Regions from separate parts of the Homo sapiens genome. Here all the other regions are linked to region 2. The links are chromatin loops, found by intact Hi-C in ENCODE. Cell type or tissue: Panc1. All regions are shown on one strand.

Region 1 (8,000 bases), 170 kb after region 2:
ACACACACACATGCTTCAGGCTCTATGACGCCAATCTGCCTACAATTCCCCACTGCCAAACCTTTGCACACATGGGTTCCCTCACAGCCCTCCCATCAACCCAGTCCACCCCTATGGATCCTCCAAACCCCAGCTCAGACATGACCTTTCAGGAAGCCTTTCCTCACCAACCATCACAACTAAGTTACTCTCGTCTCTCCCTCCGCTCCCTCTGTACCCCATCATTATTGCACCTGGAGGTCACCATGAATTTGAACTCTCTGCACGTGTCTCCTAGTAGACTTGAGAGTAGATCCAATCTTTCGACTCTGGAACCACAGACCCCTCAGGGCTTCTGGGAGAATCATGCACTGTTACCAGGGTTACATTGCCCCCTCCTCTCTCTTCAGAAAGACCTGCCCACCCTCTCAAGGCCCTCATGCCAGCAGCTTTCTGCTCTCAGACACAGAGCTGACTGATTTCTCCAGCCTTGCCCTTGTCCTTCTACAGCCAGGTACAAGAGGCAAATTACAATTCTGCTTCCTCCCCTTTCATCCCCAATATTTTCTTTTTTTTTTTTTTTTTCTTTTCAAGATGGAGTCTCACTCTGTCACCCAGTCTGGAGTGCAATGGCGTGGTCTCGGCTCACTGCAACCTCCACCTCCCAGGTTTGAGCGATTCTCCTGCTTCAGCCTCCCGAGTAGCTCAGACTATAGGTGCATGCCACCACACCCGGCTAATTTTTGTATTTTTAGTAGAGATGAGGTTTCACTATGTTGGCCAGGCTGGTCTTGAACTCCTGACCTCGTGATCTGCCCACCTCAGCCTCCCAAAGTGCTGGGATTATAGGCGTGAGCCACCATGCCCAGCATCATCCCCAATATTTTCATAGAAATAAAAGTAAATGCAGGCCTGGCACAGTGCCTCATGCCTGTAATCCCAGCATTTTGGGAGACCAAGGTGGGTAGATCATTTGAGGTCAAGAATTTGAGACCAGCCTGGCCAACATGGTGAAACCTCATCTCTACTAAAAATACAAAAATTAGCTAGGTGTGGTGGCGCACGCCTGTAGTCCCAGCTACACAGGAGGCTGAGGCAGAAGAATTGTTTGAACCTGGGAGGCAGAGGTTGCAGTGGCCCAAGATTGTGCCACTGCACTCCAGCCTGGGTGACAGAGCAAGACCCCCATCTCAAAACAAAAAAATTAAATGCACAGATGGACATCCAAAACCAGAAATCAATAATGATGGCTTCTTCTGGAAGGCGAGGAACAGAAACATGGGGTCTGAGGAGGGAAGGAGACTTCACTCAACTTCCTTTGTCTCCTTTTAACCAGGAGAATGCATTAGTGCTTATTGCATTGTAATTGTAATAACAAAGTAGTTACTAAGCCAGAAATACATGAAGGGCAGAAATCCTTAAGAAGGAAGAGGTACCAGGTCAGGGCTTCGGGGAGCATGCAGAGGGGATGGGGCCACCCAGGCTGGGAAGAGGCTGCATTTGCACATCTGCCTCCTCTTCTGACCCGCCCTTCTCCACCCCAGCAGGAGGTGAACAAGCAGAGACCTCCCCACCCACAGCCAAAAAAAAAAAGTGAGCCATCAACTGCATCTTCCTGACCCAAGAGTTACAGATGGGGCAGGAGGAAAAGCTTACACACCCATAAATAACGTGTCCTGGGGACTTACTATTCCAGCACCTGGGCTCCAGGACTGCCTCAAGGAAGGGCTCAGTGAAGTATGTGCCTTTATAGGCCTTCCATGGATGCAGAAGTGCAAACAGCTATCCACACACCATACAAGGCACCCATGATGGAAACACATGCCAGGTACAGATGTGGGTGGAGAAGAGGGTAAAGCCTTTTTATCTTTTTTTTTTTATTCTTTTGAGATGAAGTCTCGCTCTTGTCCCCCAGGCTGGAGTGCAATGGTGTGATCTCGGCTCACTGCAACCTCCGCTTCCTGGGTTCAAGTGATTCTCCTGCCTCAGCCTCCCGAGTAGCTGGGATTACAGGTGCCCGCCACCACACCTGGCTAATTTTTTTTTGCATTTTTAGTAGAGATGGGGTTTCACCATATTGGCCAGGCTGGTCTCGAACTCCTGACCTCAGGTGATCCACCCACCTTGGCCTCCCAAAGTGTTGGGATTACAGGTATGAGCCACCGCGCCCAGCCGGGTAAAGCCCTTTTTTTCCTGACTGCAGCATCAACTGGCCCACCTCTGCCCACCAAGGACCCAGAGCCAGGAAGGCTCAGTTCGTGGCTACCTGAGGGCTCCAGGACACGCAGTACATTCATCAGGGCAGTGAGTCTAGTGACCACTTGGCAATCGGTACCACCCCTCCTCCCAGGAGAAAGTGGCTTCATTGTCCCAGGAGTAAGGGAGAAAAGAAATCCCTTCATGGGTTAGAAAGCAGGTTGCTTTTCTCCCCCTCTCTCCTTTATGAATCTAGTTGTTGAACCTACCTTTGGCTGTTATGTCTCTCCATAATTATGCACAAGGCAAGAGAAAGCAACAACTGTAACTTGAGACTCAGCAATTCAGTTTAACCACCCCAAATAACTGACAGCGCGGGTATAAAACATCCCGCAACAATGCTGGCCCAATGGCTATTACGGTGATTTACTCTGGACCACATGAAGTTCAGCGGCCGGGGAAGACGGCAGAGCCTTAAACAGGCTTTCATGCCTGTGTCGTAAATTCAGATGATTGCTTCAAAGGTGGTGCCAAAGTGCTGGTAACCCAAAGTCAAGGGGCCTAGGTTTTGTTTTCCAGGGCAAAGGGACACCATCAATGATGGGAGAGTTCTGCAGAGGTGACCCAGGGATGGGTTCCCCGCCACGTCTTCCCTAGCTTTGTCTCTTTGGTCTAGAAGAAGAGGCATAAAAGGTGTCAGCGGCCCCAGTGCTCGGTAAATCACTGGGTGTGAATCAGTGGGGCTGGGTGACGGCCTTAGGGGGTCCTTTCTCCTGGAGGCCAAGCCCAGAAGGCCCCATACTCGGTGACCCCATCAATGGGTCATCAGGCCTTGCTCAGTTACAGAAGAGACTTCTTCCAGGGTTAGAAAGAGGTGATGGGAGAAGAGTCCTCAATTCCCACAAAGAAATAGCCTCAACCCACTGTTTGGGTGGGAATTAAAGGAAAACGTGACATGCTGATACTGACCACTTAATAATCTCTAACATTTAATGAGCTTGGGCTTTATGCAAGGATTAGTGCTACTGGGGAAAAAAAAAGATTTTGTTTCAGAGCCAAAAAGACCAATGAGAAAAAGAAGTATATATATTATATTTGAGACAAACATTAGTCATTCATCAACAACTGCTACCATCTATTAAGAAAACACTTTACCCCAATATTTACCTGGAAAGGGAAATATTATAACTGCCATTTTGCAGGAAACAGAGGTTAAGAAACTGATTCACAATCTTACCGGTAGTTACACCTAGGTATATGAGTGCTCTTTTATATGACATTGGTATATTTATTTCATATTTTAAATTTAGAATTGGAAGTCCTTTACACTTAGTGATTAGGTATTTTGAAACATAAAGAACAACTGTGTTGCAGGATACGATGGCACATGCCTGTAATCTCAACACCTTAGGAGGCCAAGGCGGGAGGATGGCTTGAGCCCAGGAGTTTGAGATCAGCCTGGGCAACACAGACAGACCCCCCCATCTCAGAAAACAAAACAAAACAAACAACAACAGAAGAATTGTTTTAACTATTTTTAAGCATTTCTGGAAAAGAAATGTCTTTATTTTATTGGATGTAGTAGAGAAACCATTTGGCACAACAACAGCCATCCCTAGCATGTTTCATAAGTTGGAAGAGTTGAGAAACAGTCCATGACCCAGGAAGACCCAGAGGTTCGGGAGACCTGGGGTCTGATCCCACCCTGACACTCACTTGCTGTGTTACCTGAGTCAAGCCCTTCCTCTTTTTGGGCCTTGGTTCATCTTCGATGGTAAGGAGGCCGATTTCTCAGGTTCCCTCCATCCCAGCCCTAAAGCTTGGGATATAATTGGTGCACTCTGGGGGCAGGCTGCTACCTGGACACCCCATCCTGAGTGATACGAAACAGAATTTTCCTAGAGGAGTGGAACCAAGAGGGTTACATTGTTCAGGGACCTTTGTGCATCTCTTGCCTCACTGTGCTTGTAGAGCTAGATTTGTGCTGTCTTCAGGCCCTACAAGAGTCTTGGCTTTTATGTAGCAGAAGCTTCTGTCACGAACACCACCATAATGGCCTGGTCCAGGGATGGCAAATGGGTTTTCCCTCGTTTGCACAATGGTAGTCAGGGTCCAGTCAGGGGACAGAAATCACACCAGCGATTTTAATAGTCAGCCTTGAACATGAGGAATTGTTAGCTAGGTATCCAAAACGGCATAAATGGAACTCTAGGGTATCATGGAGATGGCAACTATGGAAAGCAGCTCCACCCACACAGCCAGAGCCCAAAGGGAAGTATTGAAACATGGAAGGTTGGAAAAGGCAAAATTCAGACCTCTGAGGAAGAGGCTGGCAGGCTGGTGCCACTGTCTTTGAGGGGCACAAGGAGGGTGGTGTCACAAATTTTTGAAAAACTACAAACTGGCTCAGCTTTTACCACAAGAAGAAACTGCTGTTGTCTGGAAGGACAAGCATTGCCTGGGTGATGTGCACAGAAACCACAAGCAGATAGGAAGGAGGGATGCCGCTCCTCCTCTTCCTCCTCCTCCCCCTCCTCCTCCTCCCCCTCCTCTTCCTCCCCCTCCCCCTCCCCCTCCTCCTCCCCCTCCTCCCCCTCCTCCTCCTCCTCCTGCCTGGTTGCTTTCCTCTAGCTCCCCCTGGTGGGCAGAGTCACAGCCCCAATATCACAAAGCGGGTATGGAAGGGTGAGTTTGGAGCTGAGAAGCATGCTTGGGCTGACCACCTGGCCCAGCCACCTTCTTTGGGTTTGGTTGTAGCTTCCTGGAGTGCAGCATTGAGGCTTATGGGGCCTCTTCATGTTGTGATAACTTGGTGATGTCAGCCATAAGCCCAGAAAAGAGAAGTGGTGGCATGAATGCCACATATTAGCCCTTTCTCTGGTGACTAAATTACCCACCACAGTGAGCGGGAGAGGTGAGCGCCACTTCCTGACTTCTAAGGGCATTGACAGCTGAGCCACAGAGCCAAGATGATGATCAACAGATTCCTTCCCCTTCACCTCCCTATCCAGCTCTCACTTACCTAATGTCCACAATTAGGTCATGTCCAGAATCCAAAAGTAAAACATAAACCCTTTACCCAGTGATTTCCTAGGAAATGTGGACTAGAGCAAGAAGGATGGTTGAAAAAGAGGCATGCCCCTGGCCACCACCCTCTCACAGCCAAAGATATTCTTCTCCTAAGACCCTGGAAGGGCAAGAGTGAGGAATGGGAACAGACCCAGACAGTAGCATGAACCAAGCACTCCCCAGGAATTCAGCCCAGAGAAGAGTCAGTCAGAAAGCTGGCAAGGCTTTAGATTCAGACAGCCATGGGTTCAAGTGTCAGGTCAGCCACTTTCCTTATGTTTATAATTAAGAAACATACCACCCCTGTCCCTAAATTAGGTGGACAAGAAACATAGATTTGTGTATGTTTTTTTTTTTAATTTCAACTTCATTTCTATTTTGCTGATAAGAAATAATAATTCTAGTCTTTTCCGCGGGGGTTTCAGGAGGATTTCAGTGGTGTGGCAGAGCTGGCTCGTATGGTTCACAGGAGCAGATTGCATGCTCCCTTCCCAGTTCTGCAGAGAGCTCACGTTGGTATCCTGAAATCTGCCACGGTGGGAGCTGCGCTACCAATCAGCAATGTTGAGTTTTGGTTTTTGGAGACCCAGATCACTAGTGCACCGCAGATCCCCTTCTCTTCCCAGGGCCTGCATCAAGGTTGGGAGGTGAGAAGAGGTAGAGGGTACATTTGGTAATGGAAAAGCGTCCTTCCATTTTCAGCCAGGGCTTCACACAGATCAGCCCCAAGATGATGCTTGCTCTTGTCTGCAAAGCATCTGTGCAATGCTTCTCTCATTCCCTTTCTGTGCCACCTTTGAACACAGACCCTCTGCCCGGCTGTCGTTGTTCCCTCCCTGGACACGCACTGGAAAGCACTTCCCTTGCAGCTCTGATGACAAAAGAGAGCTCTCTGCTCTCCTCACTCATCCCTAGCCGCTCCTCCTCATCCTGAGTGTGAATAAAATCCTTTTTTTAAGTGTGAATAAAATCCTTCCCTCCTCACCTTCCATTTTCAAATGGTATTATTAATGTTTTTATACTTTTGGAAACAAAACACCAGGAAATTCTGTCTCACATCTACCTTGAGCTCAGGAGCACAGGGCAACTCTCTGTTTCAATGGGAGAAAGAGGAGGAGGGAAATACTAGAAAGGAAAAATAGGTTAATATAGCAAAAATTTCAGTCCATAAATACATTGCATAATTCTGACCTTTTGAGTTGTTTTTTTTCCCCTACTAGCTAATTGCGTTCTCACACTTCTCTGTTGAGGTTGGAAGGGCAAATAATGTCAATAAATGATCTGTACAGTGCCTAGCACATAGTAGGTCCTCAATAAATGGTGGTTTCTTTCACCTTCATTGAGGCTCTGCACGAAGACAAGATTCAGTGGGGATAGAAAGTGAGAAATGTGTGCCTCATCCTTCTTTCCCTTGCATGGTGGCAGGGAGTGTGATCCATTGGTGATCCATTGGGTTGGTCATGTGACCCCACCTTTGGGCTTTGAGAAGCAGATACTGGTACATTAATAATGGGTAAAAAAAAAAAAAACCCACATACTCAATTAACATGAAATGTCCTCTTAGGTGAAGCAGAAAGACTGATGGACGATTCTAGAAGTGGATAAAACAAGGAATGCTCCCTTGGAGCATGGCATCTTGGCAAGCCACCATCTTCTTGGATGGTTTCCCCTCAGTCCCTTTCCAAGCCTTCCTCTTGCCTGTTATTCCAAATCTACAAGTTTCATTATGGTCAGTGTCATCCATAATCATAATTGCCATGCACCTCTCCACACCATCCATTGATGACTCCAATTCCATTCTCCTCTGCCCTGAACACCAGATTGTATTTGCAGCTCTCTTTTGAGCATTTTCAACAGATTCCACAGATACCCCCACACTCAGTACATTCCATCTTGAAGTCTTCATCTTCCTCCCTCTCCTGACAGTGACCATCATCTGCCATCTCCATCCTAGTGAAGATTACTTCCACCTCTAGTCATCCCAGGCACCTCCTTCATGCTCATTTCTTACATCAGTTGATTCTAAGTTCCTATGGTTCTGCTCTTTAATCATGCCTGCATCTGTAGCCCTTCTGTCCAGGCGCATTAGAGCAGCCCTTGTTTCTCACAGGGACACCAAATTCTCCTACAAATTCCTTTCTCTGCCCTCCTGTCTTGGCCCCTTCAATCCAGCCATCACTGCCTAAAACAAATCTGAATGTATGAAAGCTCCCTATTAAGCGACTCCCTATTACCCATGCACTGAAGTTAGAACTTGACATGACACTCATGGCTTTCCAGGATCCAGCAATAATGCCCTGAACTTCAGCCTCGTCTATTTACTCTTCTCACACTGCCTATTGCCTGCTGCAGACACACTGAACTATTGATGCTTTCTAGTTCCTTCTGCCTATGGCACCATTTCTCCTTTTGCTCCAGTAAGCCATACTTATTTTTACAACTCCATCTCCAGGACCTCCTCTGTGAAGCCCTCCTGGATTCTGCACCTCTTTGATGAGATTTGATAATTCCCCACTTGAGTCTACTTCTGCCCCTTTTTTGGGGTTTACCTTTACCTTTCCACAGTACAATTCTTTCTTTTATACATCTGTCTTCCCCTCTACTCCAGGCTCATCGAGGAAAGGGAACATGTCTTAATCAAGTTTTTTTTTCTATATAATAAAAGCCCTCTGATAAGGGGGGTGCAAATAGAATTATGCTGTTGTAAGGTGATTTCATTTGTAAATTAGGAAGGCAGAAGTTTGAAGTGTCAGGGA
Region 2 (8,000 bases):
CTGAGACCTGTCTCAGATTTTAGGGTTCATTGTAAAAACATACAGGCCTTCAGAAAAAAAGTTATTATACCAAAAGTGACAGAAATGGCTCATCAGGATCTTAGCGCAGGTCCTACATTTGTGAAGCTCCCATTAATATTCACTGTTCTTCTTATTTTTTTTTTTTTTTTGAGACAGAGTCTTACTCTGTCGCTCAGGCTGGAGCGCAATGGTGTGATCTCAGCTCACTGCAACCTCCCCCTCCCAGGCTCAAGCAATTCTCATGCTTCAGCCTCCCAAGTGGCTGGGATTACAGGCACCCGTCACCCTGCCCAGCTAATTTTTGTATTTTAAGTAGAGACGGGGTTTCACCATGTTGACCATGCTGGTCTTGAACTCCTGACCTCAGGTGATCCACCTGCCTTGGCCTCCCAAAGTTCTGGGATTACAGGAGTGAGCCACCGTGCCCACCCTTGTTGTTCTTATTTGTATATTTGTAGAGGGCAGAAATGTTTCCCATAACAGCTTTTAATAAAAGTCAGAGAATACTACAAAAGCAGTCCTTTGAAGAACTATGCTGAGATGGCTGGCATTCATACCTATTTCAAAGAGTACAGCTTTTAAATTCTTTCCCAAATATTTTTCCTTTCCCTGAGACGTTTGATAATGATCCTGATGGTGAAAAGATCAAAGCTCTGCTCTCAGGGAGGACGGGCCTCCAGGCCCTTTGCTGCTGCCGGGGGACATCTCTGTGAGCCCAGCATGCAGGTGGGGGTGGCATCCAGAGGTCACACCTGGGTGGAAGCCACGCCACCTCTGCGCAGAAGTGGGTCCATGCCAGTGCCACATGCACATACTCGCTCAGGCTCCTGCAGGCATGCTTGTTTCAGAAGCTTTCCCTCACTTGAGGGGGCCATCATTCATGCCCTTTTCTCACTCCCGACCCGGTCACAAGCCAAGCTTCTCTGTCCAGAAGGCTGGCACATTCAGACAGCATGATGATGGAAAAATATGAATACTAGTGAGACTGCTTTCTCTGCAGTACTCCTGACCTCAGAACAAACATGCCAGTGCTGGGGACACACACCATGCAGGTCCAGCAATCAGACCTCCTTGCAGTCACAAAGGGCAGTAACTTCGCGGGCTGCTGGGGACAGTCATGGGACATTGGTTGCTGCCAGGCATTTTAGAAGGGCCCGAAGAGGACACTTCTGTTTGAGCTGAGTCCAGGCCTCCTCTAAGGTGTCTGAGTCATCTCTGTCACCTCCTCTAGAATCCATCCCCTCACTCTGCTCTTCCTCTCCCACCCTCTCCTCCCTCTGCTGCTTTCCTCTCTGTATCTCTTGTCTCTCCATTTTGTCTTTAGCCCTTATAGGTGTTGTTACTGGTACAGTACAGGTGGTACCGGTGATGCTGGTACTTAAAGCTGGGAAACCTGCCAGCCCCCAACAGGAACAGAGACTCTGTCCTCTTCTTTCCCTGTCCCTGAAGCATCTGGCCTTGTGCCTGACCAGTGATGAGTGCGCCATACTCAGGTCTTGAATCAAGGAGAAAAGATGGCTACCCTGAGTTCAGTCACTCTGTGTGACATTGCTTTATATACTGGCATGACATATGACCCTTGGTGAACTTTTACCCAAATAGCCCAATACAAAGGGAAATTGACTAAAAACCTTTAGGTTTTGCCTGGAGGTTTAAAGCTTTCTGAAAGCCTTGCTTTAATTTATACATTTATTCTAATTCTTGCATTCCATTTCACAATCTTTTTACTTTAATCAGCTTTGATTCTGTCTAGTACTGCCTCAAATGAAAACTGCCTGTGTTTTCTTCATCCAACACAGAGGATACGTTGGGGGCAGTCCAACTTAAAATAGAGGCTATATGGCATATGTGATATTCACTTTGTGTTCCCTTCCATTCCAGAGAGTCTCAAAGAGAGAGGCTATTTCTCCTCCACCCTTTACATCCCCAGCTGCAAATAAATTGCTTCACATTCAAGCAACTCTGTGTCAAGTGCTCCAGGGTAAGTAGCAAAGAAATGTCTGTACATATAAATTCAATAATGGTTGGCTGGGCGCGGTGGCTCACGCCTATAATCCCAGCACTTTGGGAGGCCGAGGCGAGCAGATCATCTGAGGTCAGGAGTTCCAGACCAGCCTGGTTAACATGGTGAAACCCCATTCCCACTAAAAAATACAAAACTTAGCGAGGCATGGTGGTGCACGCCTGTGATCTCAGGAGGCTGAGGCAGGAGAATCGCTTGAACCCGGGATGTGGAGATTGTAGTGAGCTGAGATTGCGCCATTGCAGTCCAGCTTGGGTAACAAGAGCGAAACTCTGTCTCAAAAAAATAATAATAATGGTTAAGGTTCACCTGAGCAGTGCTGGGGAGGCCGGTTTATATAAAAACGAGGTTGTAAATAACTAATTAAATTACCAATCTCTCCACCACTGCCTTTGTCCATCTTCAATTATAATATATTCCAGAAACACACTCCACGTCTCTCCCATGGCTTTATACACACCCTGCACACGTACACTGGGAAGGCCTACAGTCCAGTTTGACGTGTGTTCACACACTCCTAATCTAGCACAGGGCCTGGTGCATAGTTGGTGCACAGAGGTCAATGAAATCCCTGTACTCAACAGCTCTGACCAGTCATCAAGGTGGTCACTGTCTTGTTGGAAAGGCAAACACATAAGCAAATCATTGAGACAAGATGTGACTACAGGGACTGATACATAATCACAGTAGAGAGTTGGAAGGGAAAGAAGAGAAAGAACTCAAAAAACGAAAGAGTGTGGGGAAATGGCCAAAAGTTGGGTCCAGAGTGGATGGGATGAGGTCAAATCCTGGTTCTCTTACTAGCACAGTGCCTAAAACTCAGCAAATGGGAGTTATTGTTGTTGTTGTTATTATATTATTATTATTTCAACAGAGGAATACAAATAGGTTAAGGATGGGTCTGGTAACATGGCCTAATGCACTGCTAAGGAGAATATTTCATCATGTAATAGAATCAGCCAAGGTTTCTTTGGGAGAAACGGCCATCACGTCTCCTGTGTTTCAAATACTGTCCACAAGATGGCAGCAGTGGCCTCAGGTTCTCACCGGGCCTAAAAGGCATTCCATTCAGTCTGCATTCCATGGAACCCCACCCCAGACAGGCATCTCTGGGACATATTTTAAGTGGAAGGCGACCAGCACCGCATCTAAACGATGCCCTTCCTTCTGGAATGCTATGGAAATCTATGACTAGACAGACAAAAACGCTCTGGCCTTGGGAAACGCTGGAACTCACGCATTCATTCGCCCCTTCATTCCTTCAACAATTATGTACTAAAAGCCTACCGCATCCCAGTTATCCTGCAAAGGAATAAAACAGAAGGGCCTGCTCTCATGACCCATAGCGAGTCGCAAATCAAACAGTGGTAGATCACAGGAAGGAGTCTCTCATGCAACGAAAAATTACAAGCCTGCAGACTGTCATAATACAGGATTGAAGGTTAAGCAAAGGAAAACAGACCTTGTGACGGGATGTCCATATTGGCTCTGCTGTACATACGGACAGGAGTGGCAGGGAACTTGAAGGAATAGAAATTGGTAGAATTGGCCAGGCGCGGTGTCTCACGCCTGTAATCCCAACACTTTGGGAGGCCGAGGCAGGCAGATCACGAGGTCAGGAGTTCAAGACCAGCCTGACCAACCTGGTGAAACCACGTATCTACTAAAAATACAAAAATTAGCCAGGCATGGTGGTGCACGCCTGTAATCCCAGCACTTTGGGAGGCCAAGGCAGGCAGATCACGAGGTCAGGAGTTCGAGACCAGCCTGACCAACATGGTGAAACCCCGTCTCTACTAAAAATACAAAAATTAGCTGGGCGTGGTGGCGCACACCTGTAATCCCAGCTACTCAGGAGGCTGAGGCAGGAGAATCGCTTGAACCCGGGAGGCAGAGTTTGCAGTGAGCTGAGATCGCACCACTGCACTCCAGTCTGGGCAACAGATCAAGATTGCCTCAAAAAAAAAAAAAAAAAAAAGGAAGAAGAAAGAAAGAGAGAGAGAAAAAAAAAGAAAGAGAGAGAGAAAGAAAGAAAGAGAAAGAAAGAAAGGAAAGAAAGGAAGAAGGAAAGAAGGAAAGAAAGAAAAAGAAAGGAAAAGAAAAGAAAGAAGGAAAGAAATTGGCAGAATTAAATAATGATTGAGGGGTTTGCCCTTGCAAAATTACTGAAGTTCTTTTTCTCCCCCTCCTTTAAGCTAGAAATCTGGGCTGGCTAATGGAAGCTGCCACCTGGAATGTCTGGGGCAGCCATGCAAGGTTACATTCCAGGCTCCAAGCAAAAAATGCCAGCAATTTACCTTTTTGTCAACTGCAAATTAAAGTAATTTCCAGGCAGAGGATTTCTCCTGCTTGTGATGAGCACCCCAAAACACCAGGGCTGTTTGCAGTTACCTGGCTGCTCTGCGGGGGAAACAAACCTGAGGCTGAAGGCACCTCAGGGTTGGAATCAAGGAAAGGTTTGCTTGGCTTTTCTTTCACTGAAGCACCAAATCAAGTGGATACGAAGTGGGAAGCAGGGAGAATGTCTTCTATCCCTAGCACTTTCTAGAATGTGGGACAAGAGAGGCACTCAGCTTTAAATAAATAAAGAGAAGGCGTATCTGCACCTGCTGTCATACCCAGCTCTATGATGACAATAAGATATACTCATCATTACCAAGAGTGCCATGCCAGGCAGACATGATGCTGAGAACGTTACAGCCACTTATCACTGAATCCTAAGGTGAAATAATTATTGGCGTTTTATAGATGAGCAATTTGAGGCTCTGTGAAGTTAAATGATTTGGAGAAAGTCACAGGTAGTAAATGATAAATGTCGGATTTAAACCCCCATTTGTCAAATTCCTCCTTACTTAACCCCATACAGCCAACCCAAGGTAGAGGTGGTGAGAGAGCCATCTCCTCACCGGAAGACATGAAGGCATATTCATTCACTGACTGAACAACTAGAGAGCACCCACTTTTTTTTTTTTTTTTTTTTTTTTTTTTGAGACAGTCTTGCTCTGTCATCCAGGCTGGAGTGCCAGGGCACGATCTTGGCTCATTGTAACCTCCACCTCCTGGGTTCAAGCGATTCTCCTGCCTCAGCCTCCCGAGTAGCTGGGATTACAGGCACCTGCCACCACGCTTGGCTAATTTTCATATTTTTAGTAGCGACAGAGTTTCACCATGTTGGTCAGGCTGGTCTCAAACGCCTGACCTCAAGTGATCCGCCCGCCTCAGCCTCCCAAAGTGCTGGGATTACAGGCATGAGCCACTGCGCCCAGCCTGAGAGCACCCAGTCTCTATCAGACCCTGAGCATGCAGAGGTAAGTAAGCACTGTCAACTGCAGAGTAAGGCAATTTCCAGGCAGAGGGCTTCTGCCAAGCTTGGAAACTGGAGATGAAACAGAATTTGCGCATCCCTTTCACTAAAGAGGGAGGCCAGTGCCTGGGACTCAGATCAAAAGCAAATGAACAAGGAACACTCACTTGCCAATAGCATGTTCATTTGGCTCATTAGAATGTCACCCATACTTAGAAGACAAGCTTTACGCCCCCTGTGTGCACCTGGAAAGAGACAAGGCCCACTCCTCCAACACATGTGCACACACGAACACACACACACACACACACACCCCTACCTACCCAATGTGAGGCCTGGCTGTGGACCTTGCAGATTCTGGGATCACTCCCAGTCATTTCCAGAGCCCTCCTTAACCTATTTCTAGTCCTCTGTTGAAGTAATAATAATTATAACAATAACTCACATCTATTGAGTTTTAGGCCCTGTGCTAATAAGAGAACCAGGATTTGACTATAGCCCGTCCACTCTGGACACAACTTTTGACCATTTCCCCACTGCACTCCCTCTCTCGTGTAGCTTCCAGCAGAGCCCTAAACAGCATGACCCCACTGGAACTCCCTCATCTTCCCTCATCTGTGGCATTTTGGGGCCTCCTTTTTCCCCTCTATTAGACTGGATGACCTGAGAGCTCTTCTAGCTTAAAGCTGCTGTGGGCTCTCTGTGGTCCCTCGTATAAGGGCACTCCTTTCATCCATGAGGGCTGCACCCTCATGCCTAATCACCTCCCAAAGGCTCCACTTCCCAATACTGTCACACTGGGGGTTAGGATTTCAACTTATGAATGGGGGGGTTGGGGGCAGGGGCAGGGACAGGCCAGGCACGGTGGCTCATGCCTGTAATTCCAGCACTTCGGGAGGCCAAGGCGGGCGGATCACCTGAGGTCAGGAGTTTGAGACCAGGCTGGCCAACATGGTGAAACCCCATCTGTACTAAAAATACAAAAAATTAGCCAGGCACAATGGCAGGTGCCTGTAATCCCAGATACTGGGGAGGCTGAGGCAGGAGAATTGCTTGAACCTGGGAGGCGGAGGTTGCAGTGAGCTGAGATCACACCATTGCACTCCAGCCTGGGCAACAAGAGCAAAACTCCATCTCAAAATAATAATAATAATTTGGGGGGACACATTCAGTCTATAACACTGATACTCAAAGCCTCAGTATTTCTTACTGCCTCTAAAAAGAAAAGGTTGAGGCTTCCTCTTTCTCCTCCAAGTCACTAAACCATCACCACTGTCCCACCTCTTCAAATCGGAAGTCTTCACAATCACTTACGAAGTTCTCCCCTCATCCTCATCACCACCCTCCTCTGCCCTCCTTGCCATTGTTCCTGGAAGACTTTGGTACCTGACACACTCTTGCCTGTCATCACTTATGGGGATACCCCCAATGCCTTGACCTTTGGCCTTCTAAGATGCTGTAACTTTCAGTCTTAACTCCACTGGAGGCACCCCCAACACCCCCAGCCCAGACACCACTCACACCTATTGGGCCTTGGGACACACCACCCCAAAATATGACTGTAGGAGACCAGAATATGCCACCCCAAAATATACTTCTTTGGCATATTTTGAGCTGCTTATTCTGAGAAACTGCAGGCACAGCAGTAGCTCTGAAAAGCTGTCATTTTATAAAAGAAATTTACATCCATAAAGAAAATGGACATTAGTAAAAAATATTTGTATCAGGAAGAGGGCTGCTCCAGAAAACGTTTATTGCCCGACTTTCATCTGCGTAACAAGACAACCTCCATTCACCACATATCTCCTCCCCTCACCCTCCCATTGCCTGTCTCTGCCACCCCCAAGAAGCTCTGGGCCCCTATTCCTGTCTTTAGCTCAGGATGCTGTATATAAGCTTCCATCTTCTGGCCCTTGTTCGAGTCTCATATTTGGTGTGACTCTCTGTGTATGCATGTAATCAAAATGCTTTTTCTCCTGTTCATTTGTTTTATGTCAATTTAATTTGTAGCCTGGCCGAAGAGCCTAGAAGGGTAGAGGGAAGCCATTTTTCCCTCCCCTACTAACCCTGTGGAAATACCTTGCCTTCAAGGTATGGGCTCCAAGTTCCTGACTCCCCCACAACCTTCAGGCCCTACAGAGACAGCATCAAGACCTGAAGTCCCCAATCCATCACCCCCTTACCCAACCCCACTGGTTCTTAGCCCACTTAACTTCCCCCATAGACAGAGCTAAGTCAGCCATTTCCCCTCCACCTGAGTTCTCTCAGCTCTCCTCCCCTACCCCTCTAAGTGCCTGTGAATTGACTCCTTCATTTTTTAACTTCAAATGCCACAATAACTTTACACAACTTCGCTCTTTCCCTAAGCAGCCTGAGGTAATCTGTGAAAATGGTTCGCTATTCACTTGACCTGGAGAACCCCATGAAATAATGCAAATCAAGAGTTCCAATCTTCGTGTTCACTTTAAGAACACTTGTGAAACTGCTCAGGCCATCAAGGGTATGCATATACGAAAAGCCACGAAGTATCTTAAAGATGTCACTTTACAGAAACAGTGCGTACCATTCCGACGTTACAATGCTGGAGTTGGCAGGTGTGCGCAGGCCAAGCAGTGGGGCTGGACACTCTTTCGGTGGCCCAGAAAGAGTGCT
Region 3 (8,000 bases), 390 kb after region 2:
TGGAGGTGGCCATTAGGAACACAATACTTATATGAACTAAGAGTTGCGGCCTAGCCTTAAAAACGAAGACAGTAGCAGTAACAAACGGCTGACCTCTACTTCCCTTTATTTCTCTATTTTACATAGCCCAGTAGGGGAATAAGCTGAATTTGGCTCTTGCTCATTCCATCAGTACCCAATTTTTAAGGTTTATTATCAGACAGGGACAAAACATTCAAACTTAGAGGACATCTTCATGGCTATTACAATGCACCTGACGGTGGCAAAGAGGTATTATTAAACATGACTATAAGGAAATAGGTTTCTCAACCCTGAAACTTAACATAATAAGCCAACATTTTATTTACTCAAAGTTTTTACGTAAATATACCTGGTCCATCAGAGATTAAGCTGAGTAGAATTTCATTGATTCTAAAAAAAAAGAAAAGCTATTCTCACAAGTCAAAAAACAGGCCAGGCGCAGTGGCTTACACCTGTAATCCCAGCACTTTAGGAAGCTGGGGTGGATGGATCACTTGAGGCCAGGAGCTTGAGACCAGCCTGCCCAACATGGTGAAACCCCACCTCTACCAAAAATACTGAAATTAGCCGGGCATGGTGGCGCATGCTTGTAATCCCAGCTACTTGGGAGGCTGAGGTTGCAGTGAACCAAGATTCAGCCACTGCACTCCAGCCTGGCCAACAGAGTGAGACTCTGTCTCAAATAATAATAATAATAATACTACAATTTTTTTAGCCAATAAAATCTGCTAACAGTTTTAACAATATAATTTGTAGTCTAAGCTAAATTTACATCATAAAAATAGCATATAGCGGGTGCAGTGGCTCACACCTGTAATCCTAGCACTTTGGGAGGCCGAGGCAGGCAGATCATTTGAGGCCAGAAGTTTGAAACCAGCCTGGCCAAAATAGTGAAACCCCACCTCTACTGTAAATACAAAAATTAGGCAGGCATGGTGGTGGCACCTATAATCCCAGCTACTCAGGAGGCTGAGGCAGGAGAATGACTTGAGCCCAGAAGGTGGAGGTTGTAATGAGCAGAGATCATACCACTGCACTCCAGCCTGGGAGATAGAGTGAGACTCCGCCAAAAAAAAAAAAAAAAAAAAAAAAAAAAAAAAAAAATATATATATATATATATATATATATATATATATACACATACATACACACACACACACACACATATATATACACATATATATACACACATATATATATACACATATATATACACATATATATACACATATATATACACATATATATACACACATATATATACACATATATACACATATATATATAATATAAAACATCTCATCATCTCATTCTATTCTGCTGAATATGGAGGTTTAGGCTCCTTCCTAAAAAAAAAATAATAAGTTTAAAAATGGGACAAAAGATGGATTCAGCTTACTATATTTAAAAAAAAAAAAAAAAAAAGGCCGGGTGTGGTGGCTCATGCCTGTAATCCCAACACTACACTAAGACAAGGGGATTGCTTGAACCTAGGAGTTCAAGGCTGCAGTGAGCTATGATCATGCCACTGCACTCTAGCTTGGGCAACAGAGTGAGACTTTATCCCTAAAAAAATTAAAAATTAAAATAAATAAAAAGAAAAAAAGTCATATACCTGCTTCCTTTTGTTTGAACAGAATGCATCCAACTTAAAGTATATTAAATCCAGGTAAAGAAAATACTAGTTAATTTCCTCGGAATTTATCTGATGCCCAAGTAATATTTAGCCCTAACAAAGAGACCAGAAACAGCGTTTCCAAAATACAGGAGGAAAGGCAAGAATGGTGAAGATCCAGCTCTTTTGATGTTTTTCTTACCTTATCAGCACAATGAGATTGTGAGCAAAGCAAAAACAACCTGCTAAGTGACAAACAAAAAACAATGGAAAACTAGAGGTAAAAAATCAGGCAAATTAGGTAAAGGTGAGAAAATGTAACCAAAAGACTCTCCCCATGGGAAAGTATTCCGAGGAAAAACAAAAAAGGGTTATGGGGGACAAAAGGCAAAAGAGGCCAAAAGGAAATGGAAATGTAGAAGTTGCTGTTCTAGGAAACTGATGTGACATATAATCAAACAAGAGCTTTCTAACATGACAAAAGCATGAATATTCAGGGAATAAAATGAACCTGAAAGATAAGCATGGTCTTTGTTGTGAGGCAATCACCAAATAATCTGTAATTCCCATACCAAAGAATCACTACTTGCTATTATTAAATTACAACTTTACCAAGCCAAACGTTTTATTATAGACAAGTTTAACTCACCAGGAAGGCATAACTGCAATTTTTCTACTACAGTTGTAATATTTCTCTGCTGAATTCTACATCGAATGATATCTTCTGTGTGGACTATCACCTTAGAAAAGAAGGAATGTTCATATTTTTAAACAAACAGTTAAAGAACAACTACATACTGAATACCCAGAAAAGTATCATTTTCTCACCTCTTTTCCAGCATCTTGAAACCTTCGGTTGGTATCAGTAACTTGCACCTTAAAAATTTAATTTCACCTTAGTTAGACAAATATGCATAAAACTGCCCTGATGTAACTGCTCACCCTTGTAATCAGATCATGCTTCATGAGAAACTTAGAACAAAGAAATGCAAATTCAAATTAACTCTACAGCTTGAACTTGAACTTTTGATTGAAAAGGGCTTTTGTTAACTTCAATTACTTATGACAGTTCTTTTTAACAGATTCTGTGGCAAACTTCTCAAATTTACTCAGGATTTTTGAACTTTACTTGCTTCTCTAAGTCTGTCAAACAATTCAAATCACTGACCCAATTGACCACTGGTCCCCTTTTGATAACTTCAATGAGGTCTATGTGCCATTCATTGTCTGTAGGAAATGGTGATTGCATTTTATGGTAATTAAACATTCATACTTTGCTGAATGCAAACACTGGGTGGTTGATTAACATCAAACACAGAAATTTCAATCCACAGCAACATTTTAATGCTGCAGGTGCAGGCAAAGCTCAACCTCAAATTTTCCCACATATTAAGTGACTCATTAGGTCATCATAGTAAGGAAGCACATTCTGGTTTATTAAAAATCTCATTAATTTCTGAACAAAGATGCTCAGTGACCTCATTGATGCTGTAGTTAGTCTCTTGTTATCTGAATATCCTTTATACAATGGTTTTCTAATCATAACCTTTGGTGAACCAGGGTCATTTTGTCTGCTAAGTGCTCTAAACGTAAAGAAAGATAAATAGGACAATTCTTATAATTAAATATTTTTTATCCTGACTGAACAAATCTAGGTCTCTTTTAATAAATAATGTTTTAGCTGTATGGCAGAAAGTGTAGACCAACTTTCTTTAAGAAAAATACACACTGCTGTTAAACTTTTCAAAAAGTTTTAACATTATTAAATAATGCTGAGAACATAACTATTTATCATAAGCTTTTAAAGGAATTTTAGAGGATAACATTTTATAAATATTGTACTAACTGTCATTTTAGAAATTCAAAAACTGCAAATAGGGCCTTTCATTGTATGCATGTTTTGAGTTCACTTCCCTGCATGGAAAGAAATCCTGTTAAGTCAGTGCATTACTTGCTTCAGAAAAAGAGAATACTCCTGTCATTAGCATGACAACTGTGTTAATAGAGCATAAAGAGCATTCCCTAATACATATACTAATTCACTTCTTGAAAGTAACATACTTAATAATGACTTGTACATATGTACTATCAACTAAGACTTGAGTAATTTAATGAGAACAAAGGCAAATAATTTTAACATATTTCTTACCTTCAGTTTTTCTGCATCAGTCCTTACTTTAAGGAGTTCTGTAATAGCATCTACAAAACCCTGATGATGAAAATTACACATCTTTTCAATTTCCTTGTCATGATTACGGATACAAGCATCTAACTTTTCCATAAACTTCTTGTGCGCATTTGGTTGGTCATCATACACAGACCTGAATGTATATAAGAAAGCTAAAATTAACCAAAATGTATTATTTAGTAAGCCTGATCTTTGCAAGAGGTGATATCTTAAAATTAAATCTCTGAACAAATAAACTGGTGATAATATTACCTTTAGCAGAAATAATTTGCGTGAAAGTATTTTATTTCTTCTTGAACATGATAATATTAAAAGAACCACACAAGCTCTAGATATAGCATGAGGTATCTGGAAATAAAGGTATGAGGCTCAGGAGATGTGGGCCTAATACAAGTCTTTAACATACTAACATTCAAAAACAAAGAATTACTGAGTGAATGAATGGTTAAAGAATGAATGAACAAACTCATGATTTTTACAGCATTTACTATGTAAAGTAAACGCTCATGTTCTAAATGCTTTATATATTAACTCTTTAATCCCCACAACAAGGCTACAAAGTAGGTATTGTTATTACCCTTGTTTTACAGAAGAGTTACAGATTACTGAACTGCCATAAATTCCACAACCAGCACAAGTGATAGCTGGGATATGACTCCTGATAGTCCGGCTCCAGGGTTCATATTCTCAGGTACAAGCCCATATTGCAGTCACCACAATGTTTCCTAAACATGGCATATTCATTCCTACTGTCTCTCAGCTCATGCTGTCTCCACAGAGAGCGTACCCCTCTATTCACCATGCAGTAAAGGACTACCCTTGCCACTGATTCCTGGGAGGAAAGCCTTTGGCATACCCTGCCTGGTAAGTGTCTTCTTTGTTTACCTGGAAGGCTTTGACTGCCAAATAGCAGATGCTAACAGTGTGACTCACGGTGAGGCCTGAGGCCACACAGTTTTAGCTGTGGAGGGGCAGGAGGTCAGCAATGTGGGCAGTCAGCCAAGTCTACATGGGTAGTCAGTCATGGCTATATGACCAAACTCCAATAAAATTCCTGGATATCAAAGCTTGGATGAGCTTCCCTGATTGACAATACTCCATGCGTGTTACCACACATCACTGCTGGGAGCAGTAAGTGCTGTCCACAATTCCACTGAGAAAGGACAACTGAAAGCTCACTCGTGGAACTCTCCTAGTCCCTGTCCTATGTGCCTTTTCTGCTGTTGATTTTAATCTGTGTAGTTTTTTGAAAGTTTTTGTTGTTGTTGTTTTTGCTGTAACAAACAGTAACTATGAGTGTAACAACTTTGCTGAATTTTGCAAGTCCCTCTAGCAAATTTTTGAACCTGAGAGTGGTCTTGGGAACTTTCCAAACCTCACCCCACATCCGTTGCCCATTGTTTGAGGTTCATTTCAAGTCCCATTTCTTCCAGCAGGCCTTTGCCAATCATTCCCATGCCAAGTAATCTTTTCATCTGCAGGACAGGTAAACTTACAACCCCTTACAGTTATTCTGACACGTAATCATATATTACTTTGTATTGTAATTTACATGTTTTGTATTTAAAATATATTTTGTTTCCCCAAATAGACCATAAACTTCTTGAGGGTAGCCTCTGTCTTAGGTTTTTAATGAATACACTCTCTAATACAAGAGGTAACAATATAGGATACCAATTATTAAGAATTTAGACTCTTGGCAGCCAGGTGCAGTGGCTCACACCTGTAATCCCAGCATTTTGGGAGCCGATGCGGACAGATCACTTGAGGTCAGGAGTTTGAGACTAGCCTGGCCAACATGGTGAAACACTGTCTCTACTAAAAATACAAAAATTAGCTGGGTGTCGTGGCAGGTGCCTGTAATCTCAGCTACTCAGGAGGCTGAGGCAGGAGAATCGCTTGAACCCGGGAGGCAGAGGTTGCAGTGAGCAAAGATCATACTACTGCACCCCAGCCTGGGTGACAGAGTGAAACTCCGTCTAAAAAAGAAAAAAAAGAATTTAGGTTCTTGGCATCTATGCCTACATTCTAATGTACGTCAAATATAAATTTTAATTTTTTTAATTTTTTAAAAAATGTAGGTTCTGTAAGAGCTGAGTTAGAACTAGGCTCTGATCTTGGACATATTCTCTTTTCTATCTCCATGTCATCTTGACTTGTAGCTTTAAATTCCATAAGCACACTGACACCTGCTAAATTTTTATCTCTGCCCTGACCTCTCCTCAAACTCATATATCTCTCCAATTAGATGTCTGATAAGCACCTCAAATATGTCCGAAAATGAATTCCTGATCTCCTTTCACAAAACCTGCCCTTCCCATAGTCTTCCTCATCTCAGTAAACCCCACTTTTCTAGTTGCTCAGGCAAAAAACCTTGGACTCACCCTTGACTATTCTCCTTCTCCAGCAAACTACCTCCCCATTGGTATCACCCTGGACTAAGCCAACAACATGTCTTGCGTAGATTTGTCAACTGCTTCCTAACTGGTCTCCCTGATTCCATCCTTGTTCCCTTTCAGTCTGTTCTCAATACAGCAGCCAGATGATAGCTAATGGGAATTGTCCCATTAAAACCTAAGGCAAAGCCCATGTCTCTCTTCTGCTCAAAACCCAGTTTATCTTACAACAGCCCATAAGACCCTACATAATTTTGCCTCTTGTTACCTCACTGACCTCACTTCCTGTTACTTACTCTCCATTTTACTTATTCCATGCCAGCAACACTGGCCTCCTCATGGCTTTCTTAATACACAGGCATATTCCCATCTATGCTATCTAGATAGACCAGACACAGAGATAGATAGGCAGACAGACAGATACACACACACACACACACTATCCCCTTCCCTGCTTTATTTTTTAATCTTCTAAAACAAAGGAGTTTATCACTATATCATTCCTTCCACTGTAGAATATACTCTCTGTTTCACACTTTTAAGTATTATCTGTCTTCCCCTACTGGAATGTAAGTTGCATGAGGACATAGTTTTTGACTGTTTTGTTCCCTATTGCATCCCCAGCCCTAGAATAGTGTCTATCATATAACAGAAGCTCAATAAATAATTCATTAATAAATGCATGAATTAATAGATGAATGGATGGAATTAGAAAAGGCACTTACTAGCAGTTCAACCTCAGGTAAGCCACCTGAATTCTCTAAGTATCAGTTTTCACAACCATAAAATCAGGATAATAATAGCACATACAGCAATGAACAAGTAGAATTTGAAGTTAAACACACAATACTATTTACATTAGCATCCTCCAAAATGAAATACTTAGATATAAATCTAAAAAATACACAAGATCTACAGGAGGAAAACTACAAAACTCTGATTTTAAAAAAATCAAGGAACTAAATAAATAAAGAACTATTCCATGTTTATGAAGAGGAAGACAATATCATTAAGGTATCAGTTCTTCCCAACTTCATCTATAGATTCAAGGCAATCCCAATCAAAATCCCAGCAAGTTATTTTGCAGACATCGATAAACTGATCCTTGGGTTTATATAGAAAGGCAGAAGACCCAAAATAGCCAACACAATATTGAAAAAGGACAAAATTCAGCCAGGCATGGTGGCACACGCCTGTAGTCCCAGCTACTCAGTAGGCTGAGATGGGAAAATTGCTTGAGCCCAGGAGTTTGAGACAGAAATGAGCCATGATTGTGCCACCGCACTCCAACCTGGGTGACAGAGCGCAACCCCCACTCTGAAAAAGAAAGAAAGAAAAAAAAAAAGAACAGAATTGGAATACTGACAACACGACCCAAGATTTACTATAAAGTTACAGTCATCAAGATTGCATGGTATTGGTAAAACAAACAGATCAATGGAACAGAATAGACAGACCAGAAATAAACCCACATAAACATAGTAACTGAATTTTGACAAAGGAGCAAAGGTAATACAATAGAGAAAAGACAGTCTTCAACAAATGGTGCTAAAACAACCGGACATACACATGCAAAGAAATGAATCTAGACTAGACCTTGAATGATAATGATGTGTCAATGTAGGTTCATCAGTTTTTAAAAATCTACTACTGTGGTGAGGGATATTGACGCTGGGGAGGCTTTGGATGAGTAGGATAGGGAATATATGGGAAATCTCTGTACTTCCTCCCAATCTTGCTAGAAACCTAAAACTACTCTAAAGAAAAAAAAGTCTTTAA

What was found. Peaks named below come from ENCODE experiments on the same cell type or tissue, not always from the same donor. Only the 100,000 strongest peaks of a DNase experiment are listed, where the experiment ranks them.
Region 1: a loop joins it to region 2, with 3 times the contacts of the local background. A loop is called at or near these places in 72 of 110 quality-filtered maps.
Region 3: it touches region 2 in a loop (4-fold over the local background); 29 of 110 quality-filtered maps call a loop at or near these places.

What each region holds. Positions count from the first base shown.
Region 1 is chr10:93,112,808-93,120,807 of GRCh38, reverse strand. No RefSeq gene overlaps it. Among named protein-coding and RNA genes, the nearest start is that of CYP26A1, 43 kb to the right of the region's middle. RefSeq lists enhancers at 4,702-4,996, 5,098-5,167. In Panc1, a CTCF peak has its summit at 4,830 (motif pointing left); a DNase peak (open chromatin) is centred at 4,827; H3K27me3 peaks cover 714 bases.
Region 2 is chr10:93,284,296-93,292,295 of GRCh38, reverse strand. It overlaps the pseudogene RPL17P34. Among named protein-coding and RNA genes, the nearest start is that of MYOF, 190 kb to the left of the region's middle. RefSeq lists enhancers at 1,722-2,222, 2,223-2,723, 2,278-3,477, 3,033-3,806. In Panc1, a CTCF peak has its summit at 3,068 (motif pointing right); a DNase peak (open chromatin) is centred at 3,105; H3K27ac peaks cover 1,073 bases.
Region 3 is chr10:92,889,307-92,897,306 of GRCh38, reverse strand. EXOC6 (exocyst complex component 6) reads right to left here. Exons shown (of 22, transcript NM_019053.6): 2 at 3,787-3,958; 3 at 2,466-2,513; 4 at 2,287-2,377. Among named protein-coding and RNA genes, the nearest start is that of EXOC6, 45 kb to the right of the region's middle. RefSeq lists enhancers at 2,448-3,083, 4,416-4,915. In Panc1, no CTCF peak of the experiment used is centred here; a DNase peak (open chromatin) is centred at 4,776; H3K4me3 peaks cover 637 bases; H3K27ac peaks cover 6,487 bases.